2 separate regions of the Homo sapiens genome follow, and region 1 is linked to region 2. A link is a loop called in an ENCODE intact Hi-C map of the cell type or tissue named here. Cell type or tissue: uterus. All regions are shown on one strand. Links, peaks and the distances in the headings refer to the core of each region. The heading gives the core; the rest is flanking DNA. Region 1 holds the start of LOC105377759 (a long non-coding RNA gene). Region 2 holds the start of LOC124900195 (a long non-coding RNA gene).

The links. Hi-C counts contacts between places; a loop is a spot of excess contacts. Peaks named below come from ENCODE experiments on the same cell type or tissue, not always from the same donor. Only the 100,000 strongest peaks of a DNase experiment are listed, where the experiment ranks them.
Region 1: it touches region 2 in a loop (2.3-fold over the local background); 1 of 110 quality-filtered maps calls a loop at or near these places.

The regions. Positions count from the first base shown.
Region 1 is chr5:179,347,724-179,363,050 of GRCh38, reverse strand. LOC105377759 (a long non-coding RNA gene) reads left to right here and starts at 13,796. Exons shown (of 3, transcript XR_941311.3): 1 at 13,796-14,117. In uterus, for the core only: no CTCF peak of the experiment used is centred there; a DNase peak (open chromatin) is centred at 6,275.
Region 2 is chr5:179,186,853-179,202,179 of GRCh38, reverse strand. All of the region lies in intron 4 of ADAMTS2 (ADAM metallopeptidase with thrombospondin type 1 motif 2), which reads left to right. It overlaps LOC124900195 (a long non-coding RNA gene), which reads left to right and starts at 4,566. Exons shown (of 2, transcript XR_007059081.1): 1 at 4,566-6,856; 2 at 8,018-11,548. RefSeq lists enhancers at 3,078-3,372, 9,457-10,148 and a silencer at 3,078-3,372. In uterus, for the core only: no CTCF peak of the experiment used is centred there; no DNase peak of the experiment used is centred there.

The DNA of each region.
Region 1 (15,327 bases), core at 2,972-10,971, 160 kb before region 2:
GAGATCGTGCCACTGCACTCCAGCACTCCAGCCTGGGCGATAGAGCCAGACTCCATCTCAAAAACAAAAACAAACAAACAAACAAAAAAACCGAAAACAAAAACCAACAAAAAAAGATTGTATCCAACCTCAAAGAGCTTTGCAAGAGGAGGACCTGTTGCGGGGAGGCGCATCCGAGCATTTTCCTCCAGGAAGGCAAGCTGAGCGCTGAGTCTCTGTGGCCTGACTTTAATTTAACTGACAACTTAAAAAATCAAAACCAGTGTCGGGGGGCGTTTAGAACGTCTGTCTTCCCTGTTTAATTTCACAGGGATCCTGTTATGGCTTTTAATACCATGTTTCATTTTAAAGAACTGGTTTCATCAAAGCGCGGCTTTCCTGTAACAGGGTCAGGTCCACCGAAGAAAGGCATGTTCATTAGGGAAAAGCGGCCCCTGGCTTGGGCTTAACTGTAGGTTCAGAGAACAGAACGGAAAGCCCACGCCCTCTGGCGATCTCTCACGGTCTGAAGGAGGCGCTATGCGGAAATGCGACTCGTTTCTGAGGAACATCACGCGTGCTCTCCCTCTCCAGTGCCTCAGGTTGTTACCTGTCACCGATGCCCTTCCTCGTTCTCGGCAGGCAGATCCCACCCTCCATCACCTGGCTCCCCTGTTCTGGGCGTGGCTGTGGAATGATGGTCTGCAAAGGTGTAAAGGTTGCCTCACTTGGAAAAGGTGTCTTTGAAGATGTGATTTGATGGATGATTTTGAGAGGAGAAGATTATCCTGGATTATCTAGGTGGGTGCTAAATTGGATAAATGTCCTTATGAGGAGGAGGCAGAGGGAGGTTTGACCCAGACACACACCCAGAAGAGGAGGCGGCGATGTGACCAGGGAGGCAGAGATGGGAGGGAAGCGCCCGTGAGCCAAGGAACGCCAGCAGCCCCAGGAGCTGGGCGAGGCAGGGAACAGATTCTCCCCAAAGCCTCTGGAGGGAGTGTGGCCCTGCAGACACCTGCTTTCTGCTCTCAGACTCACTTCGGACTTCTGCCCTCCAGAGCGGGGAGAGAATAAGTTTCTTTCGGTTTAAGCCCCGCTTAAACCAAGTTGGTGTTGATTTGTTACAGCAGCCACAGGAAGCTAATACAGAAGAGAAACCCATCTAAACTGTCATGCACAAATTGGGTCCTTCGGTGTTGAGAATGAGGGTGGTGCGGATTCCATGACATCCAGAGTGGGAAAGCGCGTGGAGCCTCTGGCGGGGCTGGAACTGGGGCAGGGGAGGCGCCAGCCCTTTCCCTGCTTCAGTCTTGCTTCCTCCTCTCTCTTCCTGGCTTCCTCCCCCACCATGGCTCCATTCTTCTCTATCCGCAAAGAAGGCGATGTGGGAGATGCACAGGGAACAGATACTTGCTTTGGTTCACATGATTTGGAATCATTTCACTTGTTACAAGAACCAGCACTTTCATAATGCGAAAACTGGCAAGTAATGAAACTTCAATGCAGGCTGTGCTGGGCTGCACTGCGGTTCCCCGGGCCTCCCCATCCCTATGTCCGTGCCCTCTGACACATGACTTTGCAGCTTCTCCCTCTAGGACAGGCTGGGCAGTGAGTTTTGCCTGGCCAGTGGTACGTGGGCGAAGTGACATTTTCTGGCAGCTTCTGACCTCACCCATGGGATGAGCTTCCCGTGGGAGCTGCTGCCCCCTCAGCCCGGGCCCCAGAACGCACACACAAAAACCGAGCTGTGAGCCTGAGAATACGTTCTTGCTGTTTGAGGTTGCCAAGTTTTAGGGTGGTTTATTATGCAGCGATATTATGGCAGTGGTGAACCGCTATGGAAACCGGTACCTAGAACAGAATTGGCTTTGAAACCAGAAACTGTTATAGGAGGCTGCAAAAATGATGGCCTGTGTTATGCAGTGGTGAGACATTTGCTAAAAACTGTCACTCGCAGTAAGTTGAAGGTTAGAAAAGGTACTTGGTACACTCACGGCTTTGGGCTGGGTGTGTCCAGGTAGGATGTTGAAGGCATGAGCTGGCCTCTGCTGCCCACAGTTGATATGGAACCACAAACAGGAGACATCTCCGGAAAACACTGGCTGCTTGTCAAGAAGAATTGAGAAGGAAAACAGAGCCTGGAAATTCTGGAACTTTCTGGGTTGGAAAATAAAACTATTTCTTTTCTCTTTTTTGTTTTTTGAGACAAGGTTTTGCTTTGTCTTCTAGGCTAGGGTGCAGTGGCATGACCACAGCTCACTGCAGCTTTGACCTCCCAGGCTCCAGCGATCAACCCACCCCAGCCTCCCGAGTAGCTGGGACTACAGGTGTGTGCCACCATGACTGGCTAATTTTTATTATTTTTAATTTTTTATAGAGACGGTGTCTTGCTGTATTGCCAGGGTTGGTCTTGAACTCCTGAACCCAAGGTATTCTCCCATCTTGGCCTCCCAAAGTGCTGGGATTACTGGTGTAAGCCACTGTGCCCAGCCAAGAAAACTATTTCTAATCTTCAATCTCTCCATCCAATAAAAGATTTCCCACTTAAGATACAGCCTGGAAGAAAATTCAAGTCAATGAAGATATAGCTTGGGGACAAAAATCAAATCAAAGACACAGCTATCACACCTTGTGTGAAGACCTCTGAAAGAATTAAATGATGCCCAGCAGTTACTAGAAAGATCAACGGTGGGTCCTGAAGCAGCTCAGGGGGCTCACAGTACCTGCAATTAAGTGTAGAGAAAGGCATGTCTTGTAATACATTGTGAATATGGCTTTTGGCACACAGCATCCAGTTTTGTTTTTTTTTTTGAGATGGAGTCTCTCTATGTCGCCCAGGCTGGAGTGCAGTGGCATGATCTCGGCTCACTGCAAGCTCTGCCTCCTGGCTTCATGCCATTCTCCCACCTCAGCCTCCCGAGTAGCTGGGACTACAGGTGCACGCCGCCACGCCCAGCTAATTTTTTTTTTTTTTGTATTTTTAGTAGAGACGGGGTTTCACCATGTTAGCCAGGATGGTCTCGATCTCTTGACCTCGTGATCTGCCCCCCTCGGCCTCCCAAAGTGCTGGGATTATAGGCGTGAGCCACCGCGCCAGGCTTACATCATTTTTGAGAGAGCTGTTTTGGCAAAAGCCCACCAGTCTGGACTAAAAGAGACTAACGGTATTTAATGTGGAAAAAAAAATTTGGGGGCCACTGACATTTTATGAACAAGACCCTTCAGCTGCCAGGAAGGGCATATTTTCCAGGGTCCTTCTCAGAGGTGACCAAGGAGAAGGATGGGAAAGGAAGGATCTCCTAGAGAGTAAACAGCCACAGAAAACAATGGATTGAGGCTCAAGTCCCAGAGGGTGAACCTGGAACCTCATCCCAGAACATTCTCGACCCCCAGGGGAGCAGCACCTGGCAACATTTTTCCAACAGGATTTAAGGATTGCTATGAACCAGTGACTGCTATGGGCTTCCTGTCCTTCCCTCCTTTGAATGGGAGTGTTGCTGGGGTGTGTGTGAGGTGTGGAAGGTAGGAGGGGTGAACATAACTTCTCCTTGTGTTCCACAGGTCTCTGGAGCAAGAGAAGCCACATCTGGATGTGATGTAGGATGGGGTATTCTGGACTTCAAGCTTGAATCATGAGTGGTTAAGGCTTTCAGGGTCTTAGGATGGAGTGAGTATATTTTGGGAGCAGGCGTGTCTTCGTCCATTTTGTGCTGCTGTAACTGAATACCAAGATTGCATAATTTACAAAGAACAGAAATTAATTCTCTCACTGTTCTGAAGGCAAGATCAAGGCACCAGCATTTGATGGGGGCTTTTTTGCTGTGTCCTCATGTGGAAGAAGAACAGAAGAGAGAGAACCGATTTTCACAAGCCCCTTTTATCACAGCTCACCCCTCAACACTGTTGCATTGGGGATTAAGTTTCCAACACATGAATTTTGTAGGGGACACATTCAAACCACAGCAGGAAGCCTCTTGAGTAATTGGGTCCAAGAGGACAGTCTGTAGTATATTGTCTTATTGTTTCCAATTCCTCACCCATCCTATATTAGAGCTGCCATAACGGATGATCACAAACTCAAATGACTTAAAACAATAGAAATCTACTCTCACAGTTCTGGAGGCCAGAAGTCTGAAATCAAGGTGACTCTCACAGTTCTGGAGGCCAGAAGTCTGTAATCAAGGTGCTGGCTCATTCTGGAGGCTTGGAGGGAGAGTCTGTTCCATGTGTCTCTTCTGGCTTCTGGTGACTGCTGGCTGTACTAATCAGCCTGGGCTGCCACTGAAATGTCATGGAGGGGCTTACACAACAGAAATGTATTCTCACAGTTCTGGAGGTGGGAAGTTCAAAATCAACATACCATTCAATTAAGTTCCTGGTGAGGGCTCTCTTCCCAGCTTGTAGCTGGCTGCCTTCTTGCTGTGTCCTCAGGTGTTGGAGAGAGCCAGAGTGAGAGCAAGAGAGAGAGGGAGAGGGAGGGAGGGAATGAGGGAGGGAGATAACCCTTCCTCTTCTTATAAGGACACCAGTCTTATTGGATTAGGGCCCCACCCCTATGACCTCATTTAACCTTAATCTCCTCCCAAAAGCCCTGTCTCCAGATACAGTCCCATTAGGGGTTAGGGCTTCAGTATGTGAATTTGAAGGGGGCACAGTTGAGGTCATAGCTCTGGCAACACTTGCTGTTCCTTGGCTGGTGGTGGCATCACTCTGATCTCTGCCTCTGTCACCATATGGCCTTCTGTCTGTGTATCTGTGTCTCTGCATCTCCACTTCTTAGAAAGACACCCATCATATTGGATTGGGGCCACTCTGATCCAGTGTGACCTCCTCTTAACTAATTACATCTGCAAAGAGCCCGTTTTCCAATGAGATCCCTTTCTAAGATTCCAGAAGGACATGCACTTTTGGAGGACCCTGCTCAATCCAGTACACACCCCTCTTCCACATCCACTGTTGTGTGACTTTGCAGCTTCTCCCTCTAGGATGAAGTGTCCCTCCTCACCCCACTCCCACTGGGCTGGGCGTGCATCTCTCCTGGCCAGTGGAACACAGGTGGAAGTGATGGTGTGCTGGATTTGAGCCTGGGCCTTAAGCATGAGGTCTTTATGCTCATCTTTCTCGAAGATTCTGACCTCCTCCATGAGATGGGCTTCCCCAGGAGCTGCTGTCCCAGCACTTTGGGCTCCACATGAGCTGACATGGAGCTGAGCTGCCCCAGCTACAGCCTGGACCGGCGGAGCTGTGACCGCAGGATGGCTCTTGTTCCCTGGGGTAGGTGGCAAGGTAGTTCTCCTGTGCCTATAGCTGATTGATACAGGTGAGAAGGGATCTGAGATGGATAGGCAGCCCCTTCTGAGCCCCTGGTCCCACTGCCCTGCTGGAGTGCAAGCCCTGTGTTGTCAGGACATTTTGTTTTATCAGTTTTATTTTCGCAGCCAAGAATCTAGATTTCTAATCTGAAAGCACCTAGTTTTTAACTTATGCATCTAATTCAAATTTTCAAAGTGACTGTGCTGTCCCAGCCAAACATGCCCATGGGCAGGATTCTGCCTGCAAACCTCCAGCTTGTGGCCTAGGGTGTGACCTGTCTGGCCCTGCAGGTCCCTCTGCTCAGCATCTTCCCCATCACAGGCCCAGCCATCCTGGGCAGATCCTGCTTCTGGGAAGAGAGTGGCCTCCCTTGTGCAGGTGACTTTGGCAGGACCAGCAGAAACCCAGGTTTCCTGTCAGGAGGAAGTGCTCAGCTTATCTCTGTGAAGGGTCGTGATAAGGCACGAGGAGGCAGGGGCTTGCCAGGATGTTGCCTTTCTGTGCCATATGGGACATCTCAGCTTACGTTGTTAAGAAATATTTGGCAAGAAGATGCACACAGAATTTCTGTAACGAATAGGATGGAGTTTTAAGGGTTACTACGAAAAAAAGAAAACTACTGGAGAAGAGGGAAGCCAAACACCACCAAGTTTGAAATCGATTTTATTGGACGAATGTCTCACTTTAAATTTAAATGGAGTCCAACTTCCTTTTCTCACCCAGACGTCGAGAAGGTGGCATTCAAAATGTTTACACTTGTTTCATCTGCCTTTTTGCTAAGTCCTGGTCCCCTACCTCCTTTCCCTCACTTCACATTTGTCGTTTCATCGCACACATATGCTCATCTTTATATTTACATATATATAATTTTTATATATGGCTTGTGAAATATGCCAGACGAGGGATGAAATAGTCCTGAAAACAGCTGGAAAATTATGCAACAGTGGGGAGATTGGGCACATGTACATTCTGTACTGCAAAGTTGCACAACAGACCAAGTTTGTTATAAGTGAGGCTGGGTGGTTTTTATTTTTTCTCTAGGACAACAGCTTGCCTGGTGGAGTAGGCCTCCTGCAGAAGGCATTTTCTTAGGAGCCTCAACTTCCCCAAGAAGAGGAGAGGGCGAGACTGGAGTTGTGCTGGCAGCACAGAGACAAGGGGGCACGGCAGGACTGCAGCCTGCAGAGGGGCTGGAGAAGCGGAGGCTGGCACCCAGTGGCCAGCGAGGCCCAGGTCCAAGTCCAGCGAGGTCGAGGTCTAGAGTACAGCAAGGCCAAGGTCCAAGGTCAGTGAGTCTAAGGTCCATGGTCAGTGAGGCTGAGACCCAGGGTCCAATGAGGCCAAGGTCCAGAGTCCAGTAAGGCCGAGATCCAGGGTCCAGGGAGGTCAAGGTCCAGGATCCTGTGATGCTGAGGCCCAGGGTCCAATGATTCTGAGGTCCAAGGTCCAGGGAGGCTGAGGCCAAAGGTCCAGTGAGGTCAAGGTCCAGGGTCCAATAAGGCCAGGGTCTATAGGGTCCAGTGAGGCTGAGGTCCAGGGTCCAGGGAGGCTGAGGTCCAAGGTCCAGTGAGGCTGAAGCCTAGGGTCCAGTGAGGCCAAGATCCAGGGTCCAGCAAGGCCAAGGTCGAAGGTCCAGTGAGACTGAGGTCTAGGGTCCAGGAAGGTCAAGATCCAAGGTCAGTGAGGCCAAGGTCCAGGGTCCAATAAGGTCATGGTCTAGGGTTTAGTGAGGCTGAGGTCCAAGGTCAAGCAAGGCCAGAGTCTGAGGCCCAGCAAGGCTGAAGTCTAGGGTCTAGCAAGGCCAAGATCCAGTGAGACTATGGTCCAGGGTTCAGTGAGGCCAAGGTCCACAGCCTGGTAAGGCCAAGGTCCAAGGTCCAGTGAGGCTGAGGCCCAGGGTTCTGCATGGCTGAGGTCCATGATCCAGCAAAGCTGACACCTGGTCCTAGCGTGGCCACTGCTCAGTGAGATGGAGGACCAGGGTCCAGCCTGGGCAGAGGCTGAGACCTGGGACCGAGCAAGGCCAAATCCCAGTTTCCAGTGAGAGTGAGGTCTTTCGGAGACATTTGTTTCCCTGCTGCCATGTGTCAGGTGGGTGGAATTATCTGCTAACTTCTGATGAGTCTTGAAGCAAGCTGCCTCTCACTCCCTGTTGATCCCAGGGCTTAGGCTCTTCCTCTGCAGTGATGGCTTGTCTGGGACCACCTGGCTCTGCAGTTCTCAGGTCCAGCCACTGTCTCTCTTGTGCCCAGGAGGATGCAGGAGAGGAGGGGCTTGGTCATTCAGACCAGGGTTGGGTCATTCCTGGAGCCACCTGGCCGGGGGACTCTGCTCTTTCTCAGCTATGCACCTCATCATCGCACAGATTCAAACCAATAAAGGGAAACCAGTGATAGCTCCAATCAGTTCAAAACCTCCATTGTCAATGTCCACTTTCGGTGTGAGAGACGTGCTTTACTATGTTTATGAGGAAGATCTGAGGGTCTCAGGTGACCTCCAGGATAACAGTGCGGCTGATCATGCAATTTGTCTGCTCTATCATTGAAGACAATATTATGGCCAACAGCATCCTTCTGTCTAGGCTGTGTCTGAAATGCCGTGGAGAATAAGGGGTCTGGGGGAACTTCCAATCAGAGGGTCTGTGGAGTGGCTCAGGATGGGAAGAGCCTCAGGAGGAGAACACACTGTGGCACAGACCCATAGGAAGGGATCTTCTGGGCAGCAGCTTCTCATCCTGTAGGCACAGGGTCCTAGGATGCACCAAGCATGGGGCAGAGGCCCTGGGCTCTATAATGATGGGAAATGCTGTGGTCCTGGGCTTTGGGGTGCCTTGAGAACAGAGAGACACTGTAGTCTCAGCTGCCCCAGGAGGCAGGTCAGTGGCCCTTATCACCACTGCAAGCCCTAGATGAGCTGGCAGCTCCCGTCCATAGCAGGCGGCTGGCCGAGGCCAGAGACAGCTTGCAGTGTGGCCCATGCTGAGGGTTGCTAAGGAGTCTCAGGGCTCAGACGGAACTCCAGACAGCCTTGCTGCTGTGGCCTCTCTGAACGGAGATGGGAAATCGCCATGGGGTAACGGCAGCCGCCTCAAAGTCATTCGATTTCCTCTATCTCATTTTCAGAAATGCAATTAGGGAGGCCGGGGCACCGTGTGGGCTCTGGAGCGTGCGTCTGCGTGTCTGGGTCTGTGGGCGTTTGCGGGCTGCAAGTTGGCGTGTGTCTGCATGCCTGCTAGTGCACGTGCATCACCACATGTGTGTGCTGTGGTACGAGTGTGTGCATACAGGCGTGTGCAAGTGAACACTCTCGCCTCTGGGCTCCTGGAGAAGTCACCCATTCAGCACCCTGAATCAGCTTCTGTTCCCTTTCACATCAATTTGCTGGGGAGTCCCCCAGCCTTGAGACGACAGTATTCCCGTGGCACTCCCCTCCAGCCTTGCACCCCTACCTCCCCATCCTCCCTCCCAGCAGCCTGTGCATTCAGACTTAGGTTTGGAAGGCCTTGGGGATGGTCTCTTCCTCAGGTCACTGTCCCTATCTGCAGCCGAAGAGCAGGACCTCTTAATAGGTAGCAGGGGGCCACCGGTGCCACATGGGGACAGGAAAAGGAGCATTTTGGAAAGTTCTAGCAGCTGAAGCCATCATAGAGGTCCCTGTGTGAGACAGCAGAGAAGCCTGGGCTACAGAGGTTCCCCTGGGCTGCCCCAGCCATGCAGGGACCCCTGACCCAGCTTCTCCAACCAACAAGGCAGAGGTGGGCTCTGCAGCACACGGGCTAGAGGCCACAGGCCCAGGGGCCAGGTGGCTGTGTGCAGAACGTGAGGGTCTGGAAACCTCCACTCCAGCTTGTGGATGCCCCATGGCACAGCGGGCCCAGAGGAGCCAGTTGGGCTTTTTTTTTTTTTTTCATGGAAGCCAGAGCTGCATGTTTTCATGGGCAGTCTTTTGCTTTTTTAAATCTTAGCAACTAATTTGAGTTTAAAAATAAAACCCTATAGGCCACCAGTGGGCAGCCCCTTATGCAACACTTAGGATAGGATGCTTGAGTTTGTGAGTGACAGTAAATGACTCCATGACCCTCCAGGCCGAGTGGGGCTTCACGGGAAGATGCTGGACCCCAGAAGGCCTGGGGTCTCAGAAGCCTCTGGACACCCCCATATAGGGTGAACGTTGGAGTCTAGGGGTTCGATCTGCCTTTGAACCCTCAGGGTCTGCCGTCCCTGAGTGTCAGCCTCTTCACCTGCAAGTGGGATGCTGCAGTTCCACCTTGCAGGCAGTCATGAGGCTCAGGGGAGGCAGTTTATGAAGACCTTGGCTAATTCACCTGCAGCGGTGCCCAATGACGGCATCTTTCTGCTCTGGTGGGAGAGGAAACTGCAGGGTCCAGCTGACCCAGTCACCTTTGATCTGGGCAGATGAGGGTGGTCTTGGGGTAGAAACGTGCATGATCCTTCTCCTCAGAAGAGGGCTGGGGACCCCTCAACCAGTGTCCCAGTGAGAGATCTTAGTTCCCAGGGCATTTTGCAGTGAGCATGATCTTGCTTCCTTCCTCTCCTTTTTTTCTTTTTTTTTTGAGACGGAGTCTCACTCTGTCACCCAGGCTGGAGTGCAGTGGCGCAATCTTGGCTCACTGCAAGCTCCGCCTCCTGGCCTCACGCCATTCTCCTGCCTCAGCCTCCCGAGTTGCTGGGACTACAGGTGCCCGCCAGCACACCCGGCTATTTTTTTTTTTTTTTGTATTTTTAGTAGAGACGGGGTTTCACTGTGTTAGCCAGGATGGTCTCGATCTCCTGACCTCGTGATCTGCCCACCTCGGCCTCCCAAAGTGCTGGGATTACAGGCGTGAGCCACCGTGCCCGGCTCCTTCCTCTACTTTAAACTCTCCGCTTAGAACAAAATGCAAACTCCTGGCTGAGACCCACAAGGCCCTGTCTCCTCGACAGTTTCCTCTCTCACTCCATCTCCTCCTGCTCTCTCCTGTTCTCACCACCTTTTTGCTGCGCTGCTCTTGCTTTTCCTGGAGCACAGAAAGCTCTTTCTTGTCTCAGGGCCTCTGCATGTGCCGTCTCTCTGCTTGAGGTGCTCACCGTGTAAGCCACTCTTCCCGGGAAATTCTCTCTGATTAGCTTTTAGCCTAAACCTCCCCCTTCCACCCTCCACCACCTTTGTCACACGTGTTTGATGTCACCTGCCTCTTTTATCTCCTTCATGGCATCTATCTTTGGAAATCGTTTTATTTGTTTGATTGGTCCTACAAATATTTACTGCACACCTACTATGTGCCAGGCTGTGTTTTGTCAATTGCCATATTTTCTACAAGACTTTGGCGAGGTTACCCGTCCAAAGTCAACCCTGGCATCCTACCATTAATGTCCTACCGTACCGTCAGGGTTTGGTTCTAAAGTCAGTGGCGGCATGAAGAAGGCCATGGTCAAAATACTCTGCAAATTTCCAGCGTCCACAGTGTTGTGTTTCTGGCCCAATACTGCACTATGGGTACAGCCATGTACAGGAAGTCATGGAGAGCAGTACTAGCAAAGGTACCGGTGCTGACTCTGTGAGGATCAGTTGTGAGCCCCACATATGTGGTCAATCATTTGATTCTCAACCAGGTATGGTAGCTCACACCTGTAATCCCAGCACTTTACGAGGCCATGGTAGGTGGATCACTTGAGCCCAAGTGTTCAAGACCAGCCTGGGCAGCAAGACCCTGTCTCTACAAAATATAAAATATTAGCCAGGCACAGTGCTACGCGCCTGCGGCCCCAGCTACTTGATTGGCTGAGGTGGGAGGATCACTTGAACCTAGAATGTTGAGGCTGCAGTGTGCTGTGATCATGCCGCTGCACTCAGTCTGGGCAGCAGAGTGAGATCCGGTCTCAAAAAAACATATCATTTGATTCTGAAAACTGCCCTGTGATGAGGTATTATCGTGCCCAATACAGACTTTAAGAAACTGAGGCACGAGAGGTTAACTTTCCCAAGGGCACACGGCTGGAAAGGGGAGTTGAAATAATCTAAGCCAATGAGCCCTGGTGGAGTTCCCCTCTCAGCAACCCCAGGAAACCAGGCTCCCTGCTACCCAGGACAGCTATGCCCACAGGGTGGGGCAGGAGCCCTCCAGCTAGGAGATGGGCCTCATTATTCCAAAGAACATTGGCACTTTCAGCCACCAACCTGTTTCAGGGGCTGCTCACGTCTACCCTCTGCTGAAAACAAATATAAGTCATGCTCAAGCTTTGCTCCAGACTGGGAGGGAGGTGTGCAAGCCCCCTCCAATGAGGAGACAGAGGCAAGCATAAGAAGATGCGTGCTGTGTGCAGGTCATTGTGTGTGGGGTGCCGTCCTGGAGCCGCCCCCTTCTGACTAGCAGGAGAGGAAGTCACTTGAGCCCACGGGCTCAATTTCAGGCATCTAGTGCCCAACGGGGCTGGTCCTGTGGGTGCTCCGTCATGTCAGGGAGGGGTATCGAGGCTGGGGTAGAGGGGGTGGTAGGGAGGGGGTGCAGACTGGAGAGTGCTTTCATGTGGGGGTAAAGGAATGGAGGGGACCGAGATGCCCCTGGGTCCCTGGCTGCAGGGAGCCTGCAGGGAGAATGGAGACGCCGGATGCTGAGCCCAAGGGGACTGGGCCGAGGCTGGGGCCAGGCTGGAGATGGGGCAGTTCTGGGTGGGTGAGTTGGTAAGGCTCTGAGATATCTTGATGCAGGTGGCTGAGGGAGCTGCATTTACGGTAGAATGAACCCAGCGGGTGGGCAGTCATCAGCACACCGGCTCTCACGAGCCTGTGGGAAAGGATGAGATTGCCCAGGAAGCGGAGGGCTCAGGGACCAGCCCTAAGGACTGGCCTTGGGTCAGTATGAAGAGAAAAGGCTTCTCCTCCTGAGGGGTGGCCCAGAGCCAGACCTGTAGAGAGCTGCAGAAACACTGGGCACAGGGATGATTTAGTTCATTTTCAAAAACCCAACAAACTTTAAAAAAATTACCAAAAGGATACAAACATATCTTTTCTTTGTTTCTTTCTTTTTTTTTCTTGGAACCCTCAGAGGAAGGGGACACCATTTTGCAGGGAGCAAAGGTACCAGTTCCTCCAGGACCCCCACTTTCAGTGTCCTGGGATTTGTGTCCAGTCTCGGTGTTTCTGCAGAGGAAGAAGGACCCCTGGAACTGTTGGCAGGAGCAGCTAAGAAGGTCGCTCCTACCAGCGAGAGGAGGGACCCTTCTCCCTTCTGGAGGAGAAGTGGGAAGTGGGGTCCCCAAGGCTGTAGAGATGGCCGGAGCCCCCCAGCCATGCACCCAGAGTTTTCCTCCCACCACGGTCTTCGTCTTAGGGCTTCATCATGGGCACTGTAGCCCTGAAGTCCCAGCCAGAAGCTTCGGTGTCTTTAAGGCCCACATCCTTGATCCCGTGAACTGGGAAGGGTCAGGCTGGACTGGATGGAAGGACATTGCCACAGAGGGTGACCTAAAGGTAATGAAGCCCCAGAGGCCAGGGATCCTGGGGATCTAGCAAGGCCTGGGCTGGGGTCACCGATGGCTTTCCTCAAAATCTAGGAAGTAAGGAAGCGTCCAGACAGGCTTAGAAAAGGCTTTGAACACAGATCTCCATAATGTAATAGAACTGGGCCCTTCACTAGTTACCTACAGGATTTACATAAAAAGAAAGGAATTCTGCATGCTGTACAGATGGTGTAGTATAGGAGTGGGACACAAATATAGCGTCACATGGGAAAAACTTCTTTTGCCAGGCAGGAGGATGCCTGGGACTATGCAATACTCTGATTTGGAAATAAAGACAGAAGGCAATGCTGGGGGCACTGGGGTAGACGCGATGGTTAATCCAGGTTTGTCCCAGTCATCCCTTCACCCACCGCCTGTCAGCAACTGGTTCAGCAAATGACCCAGCCTTGGCCCACAGACCACAGGGGAGACAGCGGTCCTTCTGGGAGAGGGCAGTGCACCTGTGCTTTGGCCATCCTTCTACCTGGTTGGGGCAAAGATGCTAGGCAGGCAGCAGGGCCCTTGGTGCTGCGGTTAAGCTCCGTGGCCACCACACCTGTAGACTTCCGGGTGCGTGAGCTGATGCATTTCCTCATGGTTTAAGCTGGCTGTCTTACTTGCAGCCAGGAGCATCCTGAGGGACCCAAAGGCCTTTCCCAGATGAGGGGGCTGGACAAAATGGCCCCCGACCCCAGACAGGGGCCAGACACAGGTGAACCCAGAGATTTAGACCCCAGCTCAAGTGGCGTCACTGCCTGACACACCCAGATAGCCCCTTTAAAATTTTTCTCTGTTCTCTCTGCTAGGCTGAGCATATGTGTAAGTGGACAATCACAGATAGGCATTAAGCTACATCCTTCCCTGGGCCATTAATGCTTAGACTGAGTCTGAGTCTCCATCTTGCATCTCCATGTAGAAATGTTAACTGAGCCCTGATCCCCAAGCCTCCAAACCTCAAGCACTTTGTCTTCCACTTCCAGGCAGAATCGATCTCAGTGGCGAGGGGATGCCTCCGTGCTGCAATGGCAGTAAAAACAATTGCTACTGAAACACCACCCACGTTTCCTCTTTTGCTGGACACGGCTCCCTATTAAAGTGTGTACATGGCGTCGGGGAGGGGCACGCTCAAGAAACAGCAAGAACCACACTTCCTAGAGGCCACCCAGCCTCCACATTCTGTTCAATCAGCATTCCCTTGACATATGGCTCACCAGGGCCACTCCCGGCCAGAACTCCGCCAGAGCATCTGATGGGACCACTGCACCCGCTGTTTGCCAACAGCAAAGTTGGACAGAGCTGCTGTCCTCAAGGCCCCTCGACAAGGTAACTAGCCCCTCATGCTTGGCCCGCTCTGCACACAGGCACCAGTGAGACTAAAAGAGTCCAGCTCCTTTCCCACAGCCCCTAAGAGCTTGTTTGTCATTAGGGAGGGCACTGAAACCTCACTGCCTCCATCTGCTTGGCAGGTTGTGCCAAGAAAGGTGACTTTGTCAAAGGGCAGGAGACCTTCTCAGGGGCTGGTTTCTGTGCAGACATTAGGAGACAGCAGTGGCTCTCAAATGGGCTCCTGTCTTTAATGAAGTCTGTGCTGACAAATGTGACCTGGAAGCCTGAGCCAGACCAGGGAGCCCGACCCTCCTCTCAGGGCAAGGCAGGGCACCCACCCACTGAGAGCTGTGGTGGGCAACAAACATTCCTCCTCCTTAGTGTTTCTTCTGCCAGGGATGTGGGGTGACTCGTGGCACCCAAGATGACCCGGAAAGGTCCTCACCTCTTTCTGCACCACACAACTTTGGGAAGATTTTAAGGGGGTTGGGTGTGTAAGGCCCGAGCTGACGCTGACTTGTCCTCACTCCTCCCTACAAACACTGGGCTTCTCGGTGAGGGTGACAACTCCAGGTTTTCAGGGATCATGGTGCTGACAATCACGAGCAATAGGCAGGTGTAGGGCAACAGGGGGTGGTGAGGACTGCGGTAAGCTGGAGAGCACAGCCAGACCTGAAGACATTCAGGCTCCAGTAGAAACGAACGCACGTGGCATGTGCTCAACAACACATCCGGCGGCGTTGGCCCAGTGGCCCTTAGTTTTTGTCGTTGGGACCTAGACTGAACATGCAGAGGAGCAGAGAGCCACTGGGGACTTCTATGTCCCGTATTTTACCTGGAAGAGGAAAAGGGGGACCAGAGAAAGAGGCAAACACCAGTAAGGGGGGAGAGGCAAGATTTGAATCATGGAGGTTTGAAGAAGTAGCAAGATTTTTGTTGTTGTTCTTTGGTTGTTTTTTGTTTTTCTGTTTGTTTCTGAGTGGAGGACAAATGATCACGGGCTGGGATGTGTCTGCAAGTCTCCTCCACCTCCCTGAGGGTTTAACTGTGAAGTTAGGTGCATGTGAGCCTTGTTCATCCACCACCCTGGTGGGTGACAGTGGGGGCACTAAAGGAAGGGCCAGGCAAGGGTGCTGCTCCATCCCCAACTCATCCCTGGTGGCAGGGGCACGGGTGATGTGGGAAGAATCAGCTGCCTGGGGTTATT
Region 2 (15,327 bases), core at 3,868-11,867:
CCGGCCGCCGCAGTCTTCCAGAGGTGGAGGGGAGCCGCCTGTGGCTCCGGGAGCAGTGGAAATCACTGGAGGGGCTGCTTCCTGTCTATGTTAAAGACAAGACGTGATATTCCCTTTTCTATGGGAAAGATGAAGCTGCCCTTTTCATCTCAGACTTGCCAGAAGGGAAGCGGCTTGGAAATGGAGCACTTCATGAGGCCACCTGGGCACAGAAAGGGGCTCTTTGGTTTAGGCAACCACCCACCTGCCCACTCCAGCAGCCCCTGCTGGGTCCAGTTTTCTTATCTTCCTCCTTACATCTAGAAAAGCATGTTTTTTGGTTTATTGAAATAGTCCATATTTAACACAGATGATTTATTTTATTTATTTATTTATTGTGAGACAGAGTCTCACTCTGTCGCCCAGGCTGGAGTACAGTGGTGTGATCTTGGCTCACTGCAACCTCTTCCTCCCGAGTTCAAACGATTCTCCTGCCTCAGCCTCCTGAGTAGCTGGGATTACAGGCATGCACCACCACGGCCGTCTAATTTTTTTTTTTTTTTTTTTTTGTATTTTTAGTAAAGACAGTGGTTTCACCATGTTGGCCAGGCTGGTCTTGAACTCCTGACCTCAGGTGACCACCCACCTTGGCCTTCCAAAGTGCTGGGATTACAGGCGTGAGCCACCGTGCCGGGACATTTTTTTTGCTATGTAAAATTAGCATAAATTCCTGTAGGTATGTGAATGTCTTCTCCCAGCAGTTAATTGTCTACTACGTTGTTTTAATGATTGCATAACATCGCACCATATGACTGTCACACACTTTTTACCTAACTTATTATTTATATGACATATTCACATAGCAAAACTTATTTCTCCATTAGAGGTCAGACATGCCACTAACTGTATCACGTTCATAGAGTTGAATCTATCGCTCGTGCTTACTTATTTCCTTAAGCTGAGTTGCTGAAAGCGAAGTCTCTGGCCAACAGATATGCCCATTTTTTAAGCTTTCTACACTGGAATGTTCTCTGTTATGGTTTCATCTATTCCCGCTTCATTGAGCAAATGACTGTCTCCCCACCTCCTCACACCACTGAGTCCTTTTGAGCAGTGGTAATTTAATTACAACGGAGATAAGTTTTTTTGTTGTAAGTTGTTATTTCCTTGATGTTAATGAGCCTGCATTTAAAAATATACGTGTATTTGTAAACAGAGATTATTTTATTTTTTTGCTTGGCCTATTCATGCCCTTGATTCTGCTGGGATTTGGGGGTGTTTTATTCATCTGAAGAGTCTGTGTACTTAAGTAGATAAACTTTTTGTCTGTCACATGTGTGGGAAATATTTCCCCCAGTCCTGTTGTTGACCTTTTGTTTTATTCCGCCTGGGATAGTTTTTGATGTCCTACATTTTTGTGTGTGTGACCACAGGGAAAGATCCTGCAGTCTTTCCCTTCCCAGGGGAAAAGCTTCTCCCTTGGGTGATGTGTTTGATGCCTCCTGCCCTCCCCAGAAGTTAATCTTCTGAGTTTCTGCCCTACTTGGCAGCTGTACTTCCCAAGCTCCAGTTCCTCACCAACCGCTGACTGTTCTTGGGTTTAGCCATAGCAGCCCTCCACCTGAATTTCTCCCAAAGTAAGAGGAAAGATAGGCTTAGTGCAGTGGCTCACACCTGTAATCCTAGGACTTTGGGAGGCCAAGGCGGGCGGATCACTTGAGGTCAAGAGTTCGAGACGAGCCTGGCCAACATGACAAAACCTCATCTCTACTAAAAATACAAAAATAAGCCGAGTGTGGTGGCACGTGCCTGTAATCCCAGCTACTCGGGAGGCTGAGGCAGGAGAATGGCTTGAACCTGGGAGGCGGAGGTTGCGGTGAGCTGAGGTGACGCCACTGCACTCCAGTCTGGGCGACAGAGTGAGATTCTCTCTCAAAAAAAAAAAAAAAAAAAAAAGGAAAGAAAGGTGTGGCGGGGAGATAGAGAATTCAAAGGAGCCAATGTATTACATGCAATGCATTCTTATTTCCCCTCAATATCTGGCTGCTGCAAAACTCGTCAGGATATTACCAGTGGGGAACACTGGCCTAAAGGCAGAGCCAGTAGTAACTCCCAGGCCCCAACGCACAATGAAAATGTGGGATCGCTTGTTCAAAGAGCAGAGGAAGGTGCCATACAAAGGGACTATTAAGCCACTTCCTTTCTTCCTTAGTCTCTGTCTCTCTGTCTCTCAACTCGCTGTTCTTTTTATTTGCTTTTTAATATTGTTCTAAGTGAACAAAAATTGGAACCTTGAATTATTAGCATGAATTTCTTATTCATCTTTAAATTGTGCGATGGCTATTTTAAATGCAAATATTAGAGCATTTAGCTTCTATGTGGGGTCACTGAAATTAAACAAATGTGTATTTTGTGGCTGATCCCTGATGGGTGCCTCAGGCTGACCAGAAGTTTATGACAGGCACAGCCAGACTCAGGGAGGCTGGGAGGAAGAAGAGAGGATTTCACAGAGTGGAATCCTGCCGAGGGGAGGCTCCTCAGGTACGGGGTCCTAGCAGAGTGAGTGCACCCCCAGCAGGAAGGGCACACCCACTGGGGTCTGAGAGCTTCCTGCCACCCCTGGAAGAACACATTGGCTGTGCCCTGGCCAGGGCGTCTGGGGAAGTAGAGCCAGGCACGCCCCCTTCCTACTGGTGCACTGCTCCAGCCCAGAGCGTATGGCCACGGCCAATCCCATCTCTATGCAGGTGTCACTCACGGGAGGTTCACCTCTGCCGAAACACGGGCTCTGGCCAGCCATCCACCAGACATGCCCCTTTCCTGCCAGCCGTGGGCGGGATGGCCACCACCACGCCTGCCCTGAGATGCCGTGGGGAATACATGCCTGATCCTGCCCCTGCTGGGGGCAGCTGAAAGCCTGTCCTGGGGAGATGGGACCATGCTGCATTGCCCCAGGAGCCTTCACTTACAAAACACACATGCAAGGGTGAGATGACGAAGAACTTCAAGACAGAGCTGCAGAGGGTCAAGCCCCAAGGTCGGGGCCTTCTGAGGATAGGCCCTGGTCATCTATGAAGTCAGCCTGTCCCTAGGGCGAGCCCAGAAACCTGAGCCCTGCGCTCAGACCCCATAGCCTGAGGGAACACCTGCTGCCCTGCATGTGCCCCCTGGATGCCACCTCAGACTCCCGTTCTCTGTGGCCTTTCCCCAGCCTCTGCTTGGGCATGTCCACACACCTCTGAGGCCCAGGCGAAGCCAGCCGTGCTAAGAGGGCACTGGGTGTGTGCTGAGCCTGTGGCAGGCAGGGGGCGGGCCCTTGTCCACAGAGGCTCTCTGCAGTGAGTTTTGTTTTTTTTTTTTTTTCCTTGAGATAGAGTCTTGCTCTGTCGCCCGGGCTGGAGTGCAATGGCATGATCTCGGCTCACTGCAACCGCCACCTCTCAGGTTCAAGCAATTCTCCTGCCTCAGCCTCCCAAGTACCTGGGACTACTGGCACGTGCCGCCATGCCTGGCTAATTTTTATATTTTTAGTAGAGACGGGGTTTCACCATGTTGGCCAGGCTGGTCTAGAACTCTTGACCTCAGGTGATCCACCCGCCTCAGCCTCCCAAAGTGCTGGGATCACAGGCATGAGCCACTGCTCCCGGCCTACACTGGAGTTTGAGCACACGCAGCTGTAGCCCTCCTGGCTGCTGGCAACCCTGGGATGAGTCTGGTCTCCTGAGGCTCAGCGGCCCTTAGCCTGGTCAGAGATGCTGAGGCCCCTTGGGGATGCCCACATTCCCCCGTCTAAGGGCAGAGGGGTCTCCCTTCCAAGCACTGTGAGGCTAGGAGGATGGAGTGAGAGCCGTGGGCAGATGTGTGGCCCATCCAGCTTTGCTGGCCCCCCAGCCCCGTCACTGGCAGAGTGACTTCTATTCCCTCTGCCTTCATTCTGCTCCTGCTCCTCCCAGCTTTCTACTCTGGCTCAGCCTGCAGCCTCCACCTTGCGTTGCTGCCTCCCCTGGGCCCAGCCGGGAGGATAAGGGGCTCTCCTCTGCCCAGGCCCGCCCCCCGCCCCCGAGGGCATTGGGAGACCACTGTCATGTTTGACCTTTCCTGCTTGGGAAACATACTCCCTGAAGTACTGGGTGCTGCCAGGCTGGGACACAGGTGACATTGCTGAACATGCCTGATACTGACCCTGGGGCTTTGGTATTTCTCACATTTTCAAAAACTTGCTCTGCCAGCGCCTGGGCTAGTCTCTGCTCACAAACCAGATGCTGTGGCCATGTGTGTGGGCCTGGGCACCCCTAAAGAGTGGGCTTGGGCCTGACAGGCGAGGCTGCCATGCTAGGAGGCAGCTCAGATGTGTGTGGCACCTCAAGTTTCGTCCCCAGGTACAGACAGGGACTCTTCTGCAGGCTCAGGTAAATGGGAGGCAGGGATGAATGCCTTGGAAGATCAGAGCCGTTGTGGAAGTAATATGTTTATATATGCATTTTTTTCTTTTTTGAGACAGGGTCTCACTCAGTCACCCAGGCTGGAGCGTAGTGCTGCAATCATAGCTCACTGCAGCCTCAAACTTCAGCCTCCCAAGCAGCTGGGACTACAGGCACACACCACCATGCCTGACTCATTTTTTAAAGATTTGTTTTAGAGACAGGTTCATGCTATGCTGCATGGTGGACTCAATCACCTGGGCTTAAGTGATCCTGCTGTCTCAGCTTCCTGAGTAGCTGGGATCACAGGCACGAGCCACCACGCCTGGCTACAGATACATTTTTAAAAGTAAAATCTATCTGTGCCAAGACTTCAAGAAATATAAAGCTTGGGCCCAAGGCTGAAGCTTCCTTTGTGGCTTCAAGCATTTCACTAAAGCGCTAATTTCAATCCTACTCTTCCCGAGAAGCCTAAGGCCTCAATGTGTTGCTTAAATATCAGGATCTACAAAGACCTTGAACTGTCTTTGTGAGCCCCTGGTCCCACCGCACTCCTTGTAGACAGGAGGCAGACCATTGCAGTGGGTGATACCCAGCCTGCAGCAAGGCCAGCGCTCAACCTATTGCTACCAGGAACACGTACTCTCAGGCCTGCCAGAGGCCACCAGACAGATGTAAGGCATCTCCCCCTGAAGTGGCCCCTTTTTTGGATGGTAAGCATTTTAAAACATCAGTTTTACATTAAAGTAAATTTGGACGTATTACTTGCATGAAAGCAAAATTCACGTGAATTTGTCAAGGTAAACTGGAGATTCTAAAGCTGTGTTGGCAAACTCTGGCCCCAGGGCCACCTGGCCCTTCACCTGTTTTTGTAAATAAAGTTTTATTGGAACACAGCCACGCCTATTGATTTATGAATTGCCTGTGGCCATTTTTGTGCTACAACAGTGGGTTGGGTAGTTGCAACAGAAACCATATGGCCCACAAAGCTGAGAACATTCACTATGAGGTGCTAAAGGAATTTTTGCTACCAGGCTGTGCAGAAATGTACTTGCTTAGTGCCTGCCTTGAGCTGTGATGGCCCCAGGCCTCCAAAGTGAGCATGTGCCTTTCACTACATCAGTGCACGTGGGTGTACGTATTAGGGAAGTACTGAGCACAGTGGGCTGCTCAGACCCCAGCCCACCCCCACACTAGCCTTATCAGCTCAAAGGACCGGTGAGGCTACTTCGGGGATTCTTTTTAAAGGATAGAATGAACTGCTCTTAACCGCTGTAGAACGGCAGAGCAGGAGGAGCAGGTTTCCGGGCATGCAGAATAGTCTCTCCCAGCTGTGTTAACTGCTTATGTTCTGGGAGAATGCCTGAGCCCCCAAAGCATCTCTTCTGCTGAGGGCAGACACGCTCCTAGGCCTATGGAGAACGTGGAATCCAAGGATCTTCTGCGCCTTCAGTCGCGGCTATAACCTTTGACCCCTCCCAGCACGAGAACATTCTCTGTACAGTATGTTCTACGACCGTTTTTTTTGAATGAATGATTTCTCTCTATGCCAGGATTCAGATATTTTTCCTCTTTTCATTTCTAATTTAATCCAGAAATTGGCCTGGACTTACCAGAGCCTTGCCAGGGTTTGCAAACAATCCGAAGGCATATGGGCTCAATTTCTCACCAACTTTCACGAGTGCTGAGACCGCATGGTGGCGGTGGGGAAGGCAGTGGTCGGACAGGAGTGTTTTCAGCTGGTCGTGGTGGAAATCTCGTAAACTGGCCGCAGAGATGCAAACCAGCCAGGCGGAAGGCGTCGCCCCAAGTCATAGTTCACGAGTCGCTGGCTCTGGTTCCTGGGAAAGAGAAGAACATCTCTGAAACTGGACACGAAACACGGGTCCCTTAAGTGGGGGGAGGCAAGCGGGGTTCAGGGTCTGCTAGTGGTGCTGTGGCCCTGGGGGTGTTGCTGGCACTGTTTCTGTTCCTCACGCTTGTCCCGCTGGCCTTACAGCCTGGCCCTGTGTGCCACCAGGAGACACAGCCATGAGGGCCAGTGGTGTGTGCGAGGCTGCACGCAAGGCTCAGAAGAGGGCAGTGCCCTCACGTGCTCACAGTAGCCAGGCCCGAGGGGCCCAGGTGGCTGAAGGCTGTTGGGAGTGGTGGGGACTCGGGCGACCGGAGAGGCCACGCCCCCCTGCAGAGCTCCTCGTGGTTCCACTCGCTTGTGTTTCTGTAGGAATAAGCAGACCACTGCTGCCAGCTCGCTCTTCCATGAGAAGCTGGAAATCTACTTTTTTTGGGAAATCTAATTATTTTTCAATGTGGGCCACAGATTGAAATTAAGAAGCCACACTGCACAGGTGAAGCAGAACACGGCTGCAGGACAAGTCTGGTGTGTGGGTGGCCTGAGTGTTCTTTCCAGCCTAGAAGGAAGGAGGCGACTGCCTGTCCTGCTGCGCCCTGTGCTGGTCAGTGCCAACTCCCGGGGCTGTTGGGAGCACCACTCGAGTTGAACACCAGGAAAGTGCTCAGTAGAGCACGGGTGTGGGAGGAGCATGCTGGGATTGGGAGCTGTCCTCAGTCATGTTCGGCACTCCCTGGACTCCTGGCCTCCGCATCCCTGCACTGGGGGAGCTCAGAGCACAGGAGTATGGGGAGCGGGATCAGGACACGTGATTACACCTTGGTTCATCAGGGAAGGGTGCCTGGGGCGGCTGGTCAGGGAAGGCTCCTCGGACAAGGGCCACCGCAGTTGCCTCTAATGAGGACTCCTGGTGGTGGCACAGCGCGCGCAAAGGCCTGGCCGCATCGTGAATCGCAGTGCGCAGATTGGGCCCTGCTGGAGCTTGTGGGGCTTGGAGAGCGGGAGCGAGGTTGATTTGTGGTCTACAAAGATAGACTCCTCTCTCTTAGGAGGTTTGGGGCTTATGCTTTCTATCCTTGGAAACACCCCTCCCCACCTGAGGAGGGGAACTCACATTTGCTGGTTTTGCACGTGCTGGCCCTGTGCAAGGAGGCACACCTGTGACCTCACTACCTTGCCCCAGTGGCCCTGTGAGGTTCCCTTGCCTGCATCAGGTCACTGAGACTGAGAGAGACATGGCCAGAGCACGGCAGATGGAGTCACATACCTGTGGGAAGGTGGCCCCTGTGCTGGTCCTCCCCTACTGTCTGGCCTGAAGATCGAGAGCTCCCAAATCCCCTAGCATGCTCCGCGGGTTCTCATCTCAGGCCTCACTGACCTCCCCACAGCATTTGGAGTCCCCTGGCCACACCCGCCTCTCCCCGCAGGCCATCCGCTCTGCCTCTTGCTTTGCCTTGGCTTCTGCATAGATCTACTGTGTCCTCCTGTTCTGAGGCCCACCCGCCTGCCCACTCACTCCCTTAGTGCACCCGGATAGAGCAGCCCTAGGTGCTGGGGATGTCGTGGTGAGCACGGGATCCAGACCGCAGGGAGCACATGTTCCAGCAGGGCTGGGGAGGCCGACAGACCAGTGATGGTGAGCAGGTGGGGAACACTCGAACAGGGGTCTTGTGGGTGGATCTCACCTCTGCTTCCTCCTGAAATGTGCAGCACCCTCCCCACCAGTGGACATCTCCCCACCTCCTCCCTCCTCCCTCCTCCGCAGACCTCCTGATAGCTGATGTGGAAGCCTCCCAGCATCCTGTCCTTGGCCTCCCGCGGGGAACTGATGGTTGTCAGAATGGGAGTTAGAGTCCCTGTGGACGAGGAGGGCCAGCCATCCACACACCCGGATGACAGCTTGAGGCAGCCTCGGAGCTTGTCTTGTGCAGGCTCCAGCAAGGAGGTGACAGCTGAACCACAAGAACAGAGGCGATGATGTGCCACGCCGGGCTGTCGGGCTGACCTGGCGTGGGCTCTCACTCCCTGAGGCCCCTCCCAGGCTGCCCCTGGAGCTGAGTTGCAGTCAAGCAATCCTGGGTCTTCCTCCCCAGTCCAGGGGTCTCCTTGGTGGTGTGTCTCAGCAGGGTTAGGGACTCCCACAAAGGTGACTTTGTATCGGACCCAGAGAGGGTCTGCCCACCTGATTTTTCACTGAGTACCTGGAAAAGGCCTGGCACGTAGTAGGTGCTCAGTAAATCTCTTTTGAATGAATAAGTGACTAAATGAATTCCCATAAAGCGACTGTGATCTCAGAGACTCCCATAAAAATGAACTCTATCTGTGGGTGTGGAACTCCTCGTGGCTGGGTGTCCTTATGCCTTCGCTTCTATGACAGAGGCTGTGTCTCCATCGTCCATGCTGACGTCTGAATGGCCAGGTCCCGGGATACAGTTTCTAGTTGCAGCAGGTTTGCCAAATTGCTCCTCAGAGCCTCTGTACTGACTCCCATGCCCACTTATGTGAGCCTCTCAATCTCTCTGTGCCTCGGCTTCCTCACTGGCACAGCGGGGATAACACTCACTCGCAGGGTGTGGGAAGGGAAAGATATCGCACGCGGGGAAGTACTCGGCGTAGGCGGAGAAGATCAGAGCCGACCAGCGAGGCGAGCAGTTGTTCACTCGGCCCATGATGTCTGGGAAGAGCCCCAGCCAGCTCCCGTCCTGGACAAGCTTTTTTCTCATGGGGGCCACCTGCTTGCCTTGGCACAGCGAGGACAGGGCCTTGGCAGCCAAAGGAGACGGTCAGCTGTCTCCACCTGGTAGTGGAGATAGTCACAGTGGGGTGATCCTTGAGCTGGTTTTGGTCACAGAGTTGGTGTCTCCCAAGTGGAAAGTGGGAGGGCATCATTCCACACAGAGGAGCCCCTTGTGCAAAAGAGGTGCCAGCCCTCGGCCACCCTGGGAGCCCGCTGGGGTGGGAGAAGGCGCGTGCGGCTGAGCTTGGCCTTGGTCCTGAAGCCTGGGGAAACACGGGAGTACTGAGCACCCAGGTTGCATCAGCAAGAATGCAGAACAGTCCCTGCCTAGTGGAGACGGACAGACAGCTAACAAACGAAGGCGACTGGAGATCACGATGGTGCCAGGAAGTTACCAGGATGGGACAGCACCCGAGGCAGCATAGGGTGCCCCGTGGGAATGTTCACAGAGTGAGGAAACTTCAGAGCAAGGGAAACTTCCCTGCAGCCAGACAGGAGGAAGGAAACCTGGCTGCAGCCTGCAAGACCTCCCACCCGCGCCTGGCAGGGAGCCTGGCCTGGGGGCTGCCCATGCTGGCCCTTCTGATCCTGAGCAGAAGTGATCACGGACCCTTGTGCTTCCAATAATTCGGCCCCTCTTCCTTTGGTTCTGGGTTTCCTGTGTAGCGGTGGGCAGGATTTCATCTATCTTTCCATCTGCCAGAGTCTGGCAAGGGAGCTAAGCCACATAAACAGACTCTGGTGGTGCAGGGGGATTGTGACCTGCTGCACAGAAGGGCAAAGCCGTTTCCCGCCAAGCCCAAGAGGCGCTGGAACATCTGCTCTGGGTGTTGGAAAGCACCCTGCATGACTGCGCTTTCAGGGAGGGATACGCTGGCAGCAGACGACCCTTGCCGTGAGCTTGTAATGCAGGACCCTTCTTGCAGCCTTCACCTTACTCTTGCCCTGCGCTCTGAGTGCCTTGGGGGCCCCTGCCCAGGTCGAGGGGCACAGTGCAAGGTGATGGCCTGCAGCCCTCTGTCATGCCTTCTCAGTCTCTGAGGGGTTCATACCTGCTCTGCCAGGGCCTCTCCCTTCTTCCTCATCATGCATGGATGCCTGGGGAGTAGGGAGGCTGGCCTGAGTCCTCCTCAGCTTTGCTCTGAGGTGGTCGGGTCTGACGCCTGGGCCACTTAGGCATGCTGGACCCCTGCCCAGTCCAAGCCCTATGCCTTGATGGGTGTCCACTCTACAGCCTCTGCCAGCCAGTGCCAGCTACCCACGCCCTGGCCCTCGCCAGCAGGAGCTGCTGCATCCCACACACCCCCTTCTGGAGCGAGGGGCATCCATGTGCTGCCTGAGGCCCATTCATTAACATGAGATCCCTCTCCATTCTAACCACCTGCTTGGCCACCATGTGGGTTGGCCTCCACCCTCAGCAGAGGGTCTCATCTCAGTGGGAAGTGGAGCCCAGAACCCCGGGGACTATCTGCATCTCACCCTAAGGCGGGGGCAGCGGTAGGGATAGGGCTCCGGCTCCAAGCCTGGTGTGGGCTCAGCAGCCCGCCCCCCACCCCGGCAGCTGCTTGCTGCCCCCTCCCCCACACCGTTCCTGTCCCCTGATGCCACAGCTCTCTCCTCCCATAGCGGCATTTTCCTTCCCTCTTTCCTTAGGTCACACTGGTGACAGAGCAGCGGCAGAATATGATGTGTGGGGGAATAAAAATGCATTGTTCTCAAATTACATGGTGGTGCTCAAACGGACCCAGGTGACCGAGCTCAGTCACGGGATGGGCCGGGCCACACAGCCTCTGAGACGGGCGTGTGGGGGGATGCCAGGGCCGGGGGTGGCACGAGCCCTGGCCACTTAGGGCCCCTCTTTGAAAGGAAACTCCTCACTGAGCCCCCCAGGGCTCTGTGGCCAGGGACAGCCGACAAGCTCAGCAGAGTTCCAGGGAGGCAGGGCCGTCCTGCAGCCACTGCTAGCAAGAATCAGAATCCCTGACTTTTCTCGGCCTTTCCCTGTCAGTGGCTCGCAGTGGCCGAGAGGCCCCTGGGGGACACTGGGCTCTGGCCTGAGGCCTCGGCCGTGTCCTTCTGCGTCCTGCAGCCTCAGCAGCACTGGTCCTTCCCCGTTCTGCAGCATTTCCCTTTCTGATGAGGCATCCGGTCAGCGGGTGGGAAGGTCAGTCCCTAAGTGGTGGCATGGCTGTTGTTTCCCCAAAGGCGACGCAGCCAGCGGGGAGAGCTCCAGGGCTGGGTCACACTCGCGGACGTGCCTGGGCACAGCAGCCCCTCCAGCTCTGGAAAACACAGGGGCATGTGCAAGCTGTTCACTCAGACCTCTCCCGATGGTGATGGCCAGGAGGAGAGCCAGGGTGGGTGTAAGGGCGAAGCCCAGGTGGACCATTCTGTGCATGGGGTCCCAGGGAAACAGCTTGGGCTGTTGGACCCTCCTGTAATTTGATGACAGTTTCATTCAGCCTGTACTAGGTGCTGGGGATTTCACTTTTGTCACGCATGTCCGTGTGAAGAGACCACCACCAGGCTTTGTGTGAGCAATAAAGCTTTTGAATCACCTAGGTGTTGTTTTTACCTAAATCAGTCTGGCCTGGTGTATGACAACATAAACTCAAGGATAGAGCCCAAAAACTCGCCAACCAAGCAAATAATTATGCTGAACCCCCTTGGGCACTCTCTAATTGGATGTCCTGGGTCCTCCCAATTCTTAGTCCTTTAATACCTGTTTTTCTCCTTTTATTCGGACGCTGTGTCTTCCGTTTAGTTTCTCAATTCATACCAAACTGCATCCAGGCCATCACCAATCATTCTATACGACAAATGCTCCTTCTAACAACCCCATAATATCACCTGTTACCCCAAAATCTTCCTTCAGCTTAATCTCTCCCACTCTAGGTTTCCATGCTGCCCCTAATCCTGCTCGAAGCAGCCCTGAGAAGCATCACCCATTATCTCTCCATATCACCCCCAAAAATTTTCACCACCCCAACACTTCACCACTATTTCATTTTGTTTTTCTTATTAATATAAGAAGACAGGAATGTCAGGCCTCTGAGCCCAAGCTAAGCCATCATATCCCCTGTGACCTGCACATATACATCCAGATGGCCTGAAACAACTGAAGATCCACAAAAGAAGTGAAAATAGATAGTTCCTGCCTTAACTGATGGCATTCCACCATTGTGATCTGTTCCTGCCCCACCCTAGCTGATCAATCAATTGAATTTGTGAACAATACACCCTCTCCGCCCTTGGGGTAATGTACTTTGTGATATTGCCACCCGCCCCCGCCGGACCCGCCCTTGTGAATCTACTTTGTATGATACACCCTCCCCACCCTTGAGAAGATACTTTGTAATATTCTCTCCCCCCAACTTAAGAAGATACTTAGTAATATTCTTCCCCACCCCCATCCTTAAGAAGATACTTTGTAATATTGTCCCCCCCTACCTTAAGAAGATATTTTGTAATATTCTTCCGCCCTTGAGAATGTACTTTGTAAAATCCGTCCCCAGCCCACAAAAAATTGCTCCTGGCCGGGCGCGGTGGCTCACGCCTGTAATCCCAGCACTTTGGGAGGCCGAGGCGGGCAGATCATGAAGTCAGGAGATCAAGACCATCCTGGCTAACATTGTGAAACCCTGCCTCTACTAAAAAAAAAAAAAAAAAAAAAAAAAAAACCAGGCGCACTGGCGGGCGCCTGTAGCCCCAGCTACTCGGGAGGCTGAGGCAAGAGAATGGCATGAACCTGGGAGGTGGAGCTGGCAGTGAGCTGAGATCATGCCACTGCACTCCAACCTGGGCAACAGAGAGAGACTCCGTCTCAAAAAAAAAAAAAAATTGCTCCTAACTCCACCGTCTATCCCAAACCTATACCAACGAATGGTAGTCCCACCACCCTTTGCTGACTCTCTTTTTGGACTCAGCCCACCTGCACCCAGGTGATTAAAAAGCTTTATTGCTCACACAAAGCCTGTTTGGTGATCTCTTCACATGGACGCACGTGATAATTTTCATTGTTGCTTCAACCTGAAACAACCCTGAGACACAGGGACTATTATTATCTCCATTTTATAGATAAAGAAACTGAGGCCCAGACAGGTTAAGTAACTGGCCCCAAGTCACGCAGCAGGATTGTGGCAGAGCCCATGCTGGCACCCATGAAATCTGACCTCAGAGTGGGAATATCCCCCCCACACTCTGCTAACCCCCCAAATTCAGGAGAGGGGGAGGGGCAGCCTCTTGCCGTCGTTAGTACAAACCCGGGAAGGTTTGTAATGCGACCTGTCTTCTCAACGTGCCTGCTGGAGTGCCACACTGAGGGGTGCAGCACATCTCTTGAGACCCTGCTGGGCTCTGTGCATTGATGAGCTGGCCTGGAAGTGGAGGAGCCCCGTCCCCACCCTGAGGCATCTGCAGAGGTATCAGCAGAGTGTGGACAGGCACAGGAGACGTCGCCTGAGGAGTGAGGGGGTGGCCTTGGGCAGAGTGTTCCTGCGCTGGGTATTGAAGGAGGGGACTCTGACCACCTCACTTTTTGATGTATGAACTGAGCCTAGTAATTCTGATCCTGGCCATTTCCGTTTCATGGTAGTTTGATATTTTGAGCAAGAGTCACGTTTCTTCTAGCATTCCCTCTGAAGCATCTGCTGAGGAGCCGAGGGTGAAGAAGATCTGCAATGGGAACGTTGATTCTCATGATAAGCCCAGGCTCTGGCAGCCCCGTTTAGGCACCATGCAATGCCTAAACTCTTCCTCCACGGAGGCCAGCAGACCTCTGTCCCCTGCTCCTGGCTGCACTCTCTTCTCTGCCTCCATCCTGGTGGTCCAAGCCTGGCCTCCGAAGGGGCACAGAGAGAACAGCCTTCTCCTCACTTATTTCAGGGGGTCCCAGAGAAGCCACAGAGCAGCAGGCCCCCCTCCCCCAGGCCTCTGACAGACTTTTCAGGCCTGGCTTGCTCCTGGACATGGTTTTGCCAGGTGGGCCACAGGCTGCCTCTGGTGGCCCAAAGCTCAGCTGAGCGAAGGACATGGGAACTTTCCTGAAGGTTGGGGTGGCTGCTGTTCCAGGGCCCCTGCCTGTCTCCTCTGTGGCTGGCAGGCCAGTAGGCCTCCCCAGTAGGGAGCCTGCACCGGTTCCCCCCTTTCTGCACCCCTCCCCCACCTTGGCAGAGGACAAAGTCACCTCTGCCCAGCAGCCGCAGGCCACCTCCCAGGGCTCACCATCCCCTGGGTGGAACTCTGCCACCAGTGAGGCAAACTTTACATTGCCATGCAGAGCCGCTCCTTCCTCATTGTCTATTCCAGAACAGAAACTTGGCTGCATCTTTGCATAAGCAAAAGGCGCATTACAATGTGTTTCCCCAAACAAGAGAGCCCTTGGCCTCTCTCCGCACAGAGATGGCTGCGGCTTTGAACATTTCCCCCCAAGGTTTAAAGATTCCAGGATCAATTTCTCAGACAGTACTCAAGGACATTGTCCCTGGGCTTCCCCTCCCCCTGCAACCTGGGAAAGGAGAGCTGCTTCTCCCCAGCACACGCAGGCCTTGGGTAGGGTGGATGCGGAGGAGGCCCCCAGGGCTGCTGGGGGGAGGGGAGGGGAGGCCCTTAGCTGGGGGCCTCCCCATGAGAGGGGTCACAGGCCTACGCTGGGTCATACATTTTGCCCATTTCCTGTTATTCCATATCTTCAAAGTGATTCACTCCATTCATTCAGCAAATGTTTACTGAGCACCTACTATGGGCTAGACACTGCTGGGAGCAGTTGCACGGCAAGTCCAAAGTTCCTGAGGTGGAGACAGGCTGCCTGTGCAAGGAGCAGCCGGGCTAGCCGCTGGAGCACAGGGAGCAGGGCCAGGGCAGCCCGAGAAGACTCAGCAGGGCCAGACCCTCCTGGCCTGGAGGTCACGCCAGGAACTGCGGTCTCATGCCTTGGGGTAGGAAGGGTTTAAGCAAGGAGGTCACTGCCTCTTTCCTTTGAGATATATTTTTTAGGATGAGTCTTTTTTTTCAAATGCTCCTGAGATATCTAAAGAATTGAGGGGCTGCACAGGGAGAGTGAGGATTCCAGGCCTGAACCAAAGCACAGGCAGCAGGAGAGGGCAGCCGGCTCTGGGGAAGGCTGGCTGGGCTGTCAGGAGCAAGGGTGCCATGTGGGGAGGTATCTGAAGTGACGCATGGAGAAGCCAGCCAGGGCCAGCGTGGAGAGGGCTCCGAATGCCAGGCGAGGGGCTGGGCCCTGCTTCCGAAGGCACTGGAGAGCCGTTGAGGGTTTTAGACAGTGGAAGGGGAAGGTGAGATCTATTCCGCTTGGTGATCGTAGTGAAGAATGGTGTGTG